Linked DNA regions of Homo sapiens: all the other regions are linked to region 1. Evidence: read pairs that join two places in POLR2A ChIA-PET (ENCODE). Cell type or tissue: GM12878. All regions are shown on one strand.

Evidence for each region. ChIA-PET counts read pairs that join two places held together with the same protein. Peaks named below come from ENCODE experiments on the same cell type or tissue, not always from the same donor. Only the 100,000 strongest peaks of a DNase experiment are listed, where the experiment ranks them.
Region 2: POLR2A ChIA-PET joins it to region 1 with 6 read pairs; 5 of 35 experiments call an interaction of 5 or more read pairs at or near these places.
Region 3: POLR2A ChIA-PET joins it to region 1 with 8 read pairs; 3 of 35 experiments call an interaction of 5 or more read pairs at or near these places.

Annotation. Positions count from the first base shown.
Region 1 is chr2:74,185,085-74,187,584 of GRCh38, forward strand. No RefSeq gene overlaps it. Among named protein-coding and RNA genes, the nearest start is that of MOB1A, 7.5 kb to the left of the region's middle. In GM12878, no CTCF peak of the experiment used is centred here; a DNase peak (open chromatin) is centred at 1,007; H3K4me3 peaks cover 626 bases; H3K27ac peaks cover 1,790 bases.
Region 2 is chr2:73,778,887-73,781,386 of GRCh38, forward strand. It overlaps DUSP11 (dual specificity phosphatase 11), which reads right to left and starts at 1,217. Exons shown (of 9, transcript NM_003584.3): 1 at 988-1,217. The coding sequence starts at 1,088. RefSeq lists enhancers at 709-858, 989-1,038, 1,119-1,188. In GM12878, a CTCF peak has its summit at 1,321; a DNase peak (open chromatin) is centred at 1,285; H3K4me3 peaks cover 1,270 bases; H3K27ac peaks cover 959 bases.
Region 3 is chr2:74,570,288-74,572,787 of GRCh38, forward strand. The region is part of intron 7 of M1AP (meiosis 1 associated protein); the gene reads right to left. Among named protein-coding and RNA genes, the nearest start is that of DOK1, 17 kb to the left of the region's middle. RefSeq lists enhancers at 860-959, 1,957-2,166. In GM12878, a CTCF peak has its summit at 2,071; a DNase peak (open chromatin) is centred at 984; H3K4me3 peaks cover 452 bases; H3K27ac peaks cover 2,500 bases.

The DNA.
Region 1 (2,500 bases):
CTGCAACCTCTACCTCCTGGGTTCAAGCAATTCTCGTACCTCAGCCTCCCGAGTAGCTGGGATTACAGGTACATGCCACCACGCCCAGCTAATTTTTGTATTCTTAGTGGAGATGGGTTTCACCATGTTGGCCAGGCTGGTCGTCTTGAACCTTTTTTTTTTTTCTTTTTTTTTTTGAGATGGAGTCTCGCTTTGTCACCCAGGCTGGAATGCAGTGGTGCCATCTCGGCTCACTGCAACCTCAGCCTCCCAGGTTCAAGCAATTCTCCTGCCTCAGCCTCCTGAGTAGCCGGGATTACAGACGCGCACCATGACGCCCGGCTAATTTTTGTATTTTTAGTAGAGACAGGGTTTCACCATGTTGGTCAGGGTGGTCTCAAACTCCTGACCTCGTGATCTGCCCGCTTTGGCCTCACAAAGTGGTGGGATTACAGGCATGAGCCACCGCGCCCGGCCCAGACTTCCGACATTTAAAGACCACAAGGGAAGAAACTTACAAAGGAGGTTGAGAAGAGGCAGTCAGAGAAACGGAAGGGAAACTAAGAGGGAGTATTACAAAAGCAAGAGAAGAGTGTTTAAGAATGATCTATTCGGCCGGGTGCGGTGGCTCACGCCGTAATCCCAGCACTTTGGGAGGCTGAGGAGGGCAGATCACAAGCTCAGGAGATCGAGACCATCCTGGTTAACACGGTGAAACCCCGTCTCTACTAAAAATAGAAAAAATTAGCCGGGTGTGTTGGTGGGCGCCTGTAGTCCCAGCTACACGGGAGGCTGAGGCAGGAGAATGGCGTGAGCCCGAGAGTCGGAGCTTGCAGTGAGCCGAGATCACACCACTGCACTCTAGCCTGGGCGACAGAGCGAGACTCCGTCTCAAAAAAAAAAAAAAAAAAAAAAAAAAAAAAAAAAAAAAGAATGATCTATTCAATGATCTTGAAAGTTCCTGTAAGAGGAGGACAGAAGGAGGAAGTTGATAAATGTGGTGACATTGGGAAAGTCCTCTGACAGCATTCTCATTGTCACGCTCCACGGCAGTGGTTCAGGAGTGAACACCCACAAAAGACATTGGTCTAGGGGGAGGGATTCAGGCAGGAATCAAGGGTACAGATGACAATCTATGTTGCCAGGCACGGCCTGTAGTTCTCTGACTACAGAGTAGCCTTCTCTGAAGGTGCATTTTTTTTTTTTTTGTGATAGAGTCTCGCTCTGTCGTCCAGGCTGGAGTGCAGTGGTGCGATATTAGCTCATTGCAACCTCTGCCCGATTCTCCTGTCTCAGCCTCCCGAGTAGCTGGGATTACAGGCACATGCCACCACACCCGGCTAATTTTTGCATTTTTAGTAGAGACAGGGTTTCACCATGTTGGCCAGGCTGGTCTCAAACTCCTGACCTCAGGAGATCTGCCCGCCTCGGCCTCCCAAAGTGCTGGGATTACAGGCGTGAGCCACCGTGCCTGGCCTGAAGGTGCACTTTTGAGTGAGATATGATGACAAAATTTTGGCTCATATTGTTGACAAAAATTTGCCTAATATTGTTTTCAACTGTGGAGAGACCCCAATCACCCTGAAGTTTTTTATTTTTTTGAGACAGAGTCTTGCTCTTGTCGCCCAGGCTGGAGTGTAAAGGCGCGATCTCGGCTCACTGCAACCTCTGCCTCCTGGATTCAAGCAATTCTCCCACCTCAGCCTCCTGAGTAGCTGGGATTACAGGCATGCACCACCACGCCCGGCTAAAGTAGAAATGGGGTTTAGTAGGAATGGGGTTTCACTATGTTGGCCAGGCCGGTCTTGAACTTCTGACCTCAGGCGATCTGCCCACTCGGCCTCCCAAAGTGCTGGGATTATAGGCATGAGCCACCGCGTCTGGCCCACTCTGAAGTTTTAAAATGCCTCTACTCTTTTTTTTTTTCTTCTTGAGACGAAGTCTTGCTCTGTTGCCTAGGCTGGAATGCAATGGCGCGATCTTGGCTCACTGTAACTGCGGCCTCCCAGGTTCAAGCAATTCTCCTGCCTCAGCCTCCCACGTAGCTGAGACTACAGGTATGTGCCACCATCCCTGGCTAATATTTGTATTTTTTAGTGGAGACAGGGTTTCACCACACTGGCCAGGCTTGTCTTGAACTCCTGACCTCAGGTGATCCACCTGCCTCGGCCTCCCAAAGTGCTGGGATTTTAGGCGAGAACCACTGTGCTCAGCCAAAATGCCTCTACTTTTATATTTTTATTATTTTCCTTTGTTGTCTTAACTCTAACTCACTAGTTGTGTAACTAATGTAAGTTATTTAACCTCTTTGTGCCTCAGTTTCCTCATCTGCAAAATAGGAATAAGAGTAGGACCAATGTGAAGATTAAATATGCATGTAAAATGCTCAGAACGGTAAGTGGTATATGTTGGTTATTATTATTATTTTGTTAATGTACTTTTTCCCTGCTTCCCCTCATACTGGCTATTATTATTAGTCAGAAGCTAAGGTTTGTGTTGTTGACTTCTTTCCTTCTCTCTT
Region 2 (2,500 bases), 410 kb before region 1:
CTGTTAATCCCGGCAATTTGGGAGGCTGAGGCAGGTGGATCACCTGAGGTCAGGAGTTCGAGACCAGCCTGACCCACATGGTGAAACCCCATCTCTACTAAAAATACAAAAAAAATTAGCCGGGTGTGGTGGCGGGCGCCTGTAATCCCAGCAACTTGGGCGGCTGAGGGAGGAGAATCGCTTGAATCCGGGAGGCGGAGGTTGCAGTGAGCCGAGATTGGACCATTGCACTCCAGCCTGGCGGAGAAGAGCAAAAATCCATCCCAAAAACAAAAACAAAAAAACGGATTGGAAGAAAACAAACAGGAGATTCACTAATTAGAACCCCACTGCAATAAGTCAGGCAAGACCTGTATTAGGGTACTGACAGAAAGTGACAGTCAAAAGATAGTAGATAAAATGAAGAGGATTTATTGAGGTATGAGATGGTGGAGGATGGTCTCAAGGAGTAAAAACAGTTCAATGCACCTACGTGCAAAGTCTCAAAATTAATCATTTGTACGTATAAAGGAGTTATCTTTCAAATGAGGCCTGTTAGGAAGTAACAAAGTATGCTCTTTGTGATTTCTGGAAACAATACAAACCAACTTTCCATGTGAGATCTCAGGGCGCTACTACTGCTGGGTTCCTAACTCAAACCATTACACTTTCCGTGCCAACGTAACAAGGAATTGAGGAGGTTCCATTTTGGGAATTAAGGAGTGTCCCCAACAGTAACAGTCCCACCTTAAAGCAATCCTTCCGTATTTTACCTAAGAGCAATGGCCAGAACCTCCCTTTTACAAGAATATGGAGAAATCACAGGACATCACAGACATCGCCCCTTTCAGCTACAGCGGGTGGCGCAGAGGGTCAAAGCCTCAAAGCAAGCGGCGGACAAGTCAAGCTTGCGATGGCAACGGCGAGAGGCAGAGACCACAAACGATGAAGCCCAGACCCAGAAGCCACGAGCTGGAAAGGCCACGCCAAGGGACCAAGACATACTACCTTTCGGGGATGTGGTTTCCGCCCTTCTTCTTGGCTGAGGAGCGTCCTGAAAAGTCGCGTCTCCGGCCCCAGCCACTGCGGGGATGATGCCACTGGCTCATGTGGGTCCCAAGAAGCCGCCCACCCAATGCCAAGTCGGCCAAAAGCGCCAGTCCGGCGCCCTCAATGCCAGGATAAGACCCTAAACAGGAAAAGACTCGGCAGCCACCTACGCCGCGCTCCAGCGTCTCGCTATTGCGCATGTGCCACCGCCGGTCGTGATGGCGTAGCCACGCTGGCTTACTGAGACTCCTGATCTGTAAACAGGACTTTGGTGGCTACAGCGCCCTCTTTAGCCAGAGGCCAGTAGCACAGGTCAATAAGGGCGTGTATGCACCCTTCAGAATTCAAACAGTGAGGCACAGGGAAGTCCCTCTGCCCGATCCGCCCCACGCCCCGGTTCCTTGTGTGTTCTTCTAGATATTTACCAGCGCTTACATTCACATTTTGCATATTTTGTATACATATTTACTTTCACATATATGTATATCCTCTATTTTTATACAAAAGGAGTAACTGTACATATTCTACAGTATACCTTAAACACTGATTATCCCAGTCAATTTATGCATACATAGATTCTATTTTTAATGGCTATAGGCAATTTACTTGCTTATGAGTAACATAATTAAAAGTACCATAACGTATTTAGCCAGTTCAATATTAATGGACCTTTAGTTGTTTTCAGGTTCTTTTCAAATCTTGTTACAGACAATGCTGCAATGTGAACATCCTTATACATATATACAACTATATCTAAATTCCTAGAAGTAGAATGTCTGGAATGAAACACATACAAACTTAAAATTTGGAAAGATACTACCTAATTACCCTCCAAAAATAATGTAGAAACATACACTCCCATCAAAGCCAAACTTTTATTGGGTTCCTATCACATACCAGGTATCATGCTAGAGGTGGACAGAATGTATTTAAGTTTTAGCAAATACAAAAAATAACTGAGAGTGGAGCTCAAGTCCAAGGTTTCCACACAGTCTCAAGCATAAAGATCTGTACCCGTTAGAAAAACGTTCAATTCTGCTAAAAGTGGAACTACAAAGGACAGCATACCCTATAGCAGCTTTGAAAATAGAATAGAGTACTAAATTCCAGATTAAACTGTAAGTAATTATGATTGCAGACTTTTTTTTTTTTTTTTTGAGACCCAGTCTCACTCTGCCACCAGGCTGGAGTGCAGTGGTGCCATCTCAGCTCACTGCAACCTCCGCCTCCCGGGTTCAAGCAATTCTCCCTGCCTCAACCTCCTGAGTAGCTGGGACTACAGGTGCATGCCACGACTCCCAGCCAATTTTTTGTATTTTAGTAGAGACAGGGTTTCTCCATGTTGGCCAGGATGGTCTCGATGTCTTGACCTCATGATCAGCACTCCTCGACCTCCGAAAGTGCTGGGATTACAGGCTTGAGCCACCGCACCTGGCCAATGGCAGATTTTTGAAAGTAATTTTTACTTCTT
Region 3 (2,500 bases), 390 kb after region 1:
TATTTTACTACAACATATTAGAAAACTGCCTTGCCTTGACTCCTCCAAAAAGAGAAGTAAGAAAGGGGGGAATTTCTATTCTGGGCCTAAATTTGACCAAAGCCTAGGAATTGGTTAGTAAAGTGGGGAAGCGATAGAAAAGGCACTATGTCAATCTGGAGTTTGGGTAGTCAAATTATATCTGAGACTTTAATCTCAAACATAGGATCCTATATTTAAAAACCTATTTGAAATATGTTTTTCTCCAAAAAGAAACAGCATACAAATGTCTAATGACAAGTGGAAGAAACTAGAGAGCTCCCATTCAAGAAGTACCATTTGAGTTTGGTCTTTCAGGATAGGGTAGGATTTGAACACACAGAGATGAGAGAAAGGTCAACATGAGCAAAGGCTCAAAGGTGGAAAAATTTAAGGTTTCTGTATTAATTTGGTTGGAGTGTATGGTACATGAAGGGGAATAATGGGAGATAAGGTGGGACCTTGAATATTAGGCTAAGGAATATGGACTTTATGGATAAACAATAGTAAGCCACAAAGTATTTTTCAGCTGAGTAGTGGCAGAATCAGTGCTGAATCAGATTAATCAAAAGATTAATCTGTTGGCATTATGTGAAATGGACTAGGAATGGGAAGCACTAAAAAAGCATTGAGACAAGTTGAGAGATTATTGCAGTATTAAAGGAAAGGTTAAAAGGGCTTGAATTAGGATAGTGATAACAGATGCTATAGGGATAGAATAGGCAAGGTGTAATACGTGATTGAGTATTGATACATAGAAAAACATGTGATAGGGGAATGCTTCAAGGAGATTAAGCTAGTGCCAATGTGCAGGGAAAACCAGAAGAGAGAGAGATTGGAGGCAGGGAAGCCAGTTAGGAGTTTACTGAAGAAGTCTTGGTGAGACAAGCAGTGGGAACAGGAAGTAAAGGAGAGTTACAACTCATGTTATGAGTGGAAAATTGATATGACTTAGTGATGGAGTAGGTGTAAAGGGTGAGATGGCTGAAAGTGACTGAGGTTTCAAGCCTGGGTGACTAGACAATGGCGGTGCTGCTATTAACAGAAAGGCAGAAGTTAGAATGAGAAGTTGGCTGGAGGGGAACATTACAGTGAAAAACAGAAGGCAAGAGAGTTAAATATGGAGCTGACTTGAAATCAGATTTTAAAAGAACATATGAAAAAGGTATATGAAAGAATAAAAAACCAAAGATGGAGTTAAAGAAGCATGGCAAACTTGTAAAAATAGGCTTAGGAGGTTAAAACCCTAAATAAGTCTCGTCACACTTAAAAATATTTGTGTTGAATTAATGAGCTGAAGTTTGTGAAAAGTTTGTACTCTATAACATACTGCCATTCAGGATTTTTGCTGCTTGGAGAAAATGTCATGTGAAAAACAAGAAGGAAGAGGCATTTAAACACTGTTTTGCGGCCAGGCACGGTGGCTCACACCTGTAATCCCAACACTTTGGGAGGCTGAGGTGGGCAGATCAACTGAGGTTGGGAGTTTGCGACCAGCCTGACCAACATGGAGAAACCCCGTCTCTACTAAAAATAAAAAATTAGCCAGATGTGGTGGTGCATGCCTGTAATCCCAGCTACTCGGGAGGCTGAGGCAGGAAAATTGTTTGAACCCAGGAGGTGGAGGTTGTGATGAGCCAAGATTGTGCCATTGCACTCCAGGCCTGGGCAACAAGAGCGAAACTCCGTCTCAAAAAAAAAAAAAAAAAGAAAGAAAACTGTTTTGCTGCTGTCTTTTCCAGAATAGGAGAGTGGTCTTTAATCTAGATGAGGTGGACCAAACGGAGTAAAGAGAACAGCAGTACAAGATGAGTAAGCCGTTGTTATGAGTACTGTGCCATTTTAAGTGAGTTCAACTCCGCTGAAGTACAGAAGCATAGGGTGTAAGTGAAGGAGAATTAGCTTCAGTGTTATAGTCTGTATTTATCTGGCTACATCCAGAGTAGGGAATTTAGCAAAGAAGTTAAAAACATGGGCTTTGTAGTCAACAGAACTAGGTTCAAATTCTTTTTAAATTTTCTTTCTTTCCCACCCCCCCTAAGCAGTGTCTCCCTCTGTCGCCCAGAGTGCAGTGGTGCGATCATGGGTCACTGCAGCCTTGAACTCCTGGGCTCAGGCAAGCCTTCCACCTCAGACTCCCGAGTAGCTGGGACTACAGGTGTGAGTCATTGCTCCTGGCTAATTTCTTAATTTTTAATAGAGACAGGGTCTCACTCTGTTTCTCAGGCTAGTCTTGAATTCCTGGGCACAAGTGATCCTTCTGCCTTGGCCTCCTAAAGTGTTGGGATTACATGTGTGAGCTAGGTCCTCAAACTCTGACAAGACTACTTTGGTAGCTGTGTGACCTTAGGTAACTTACTTGGTCTTTTTAGGCCTCAGCCTCCTCCATCTGCAAAAGTTGGGATAACAATCTCTACTTCAGATTATTGTGAGGATTAAATGAGGTAAAGTATGCAAAACACTTGGTTAAGTGACTACCACT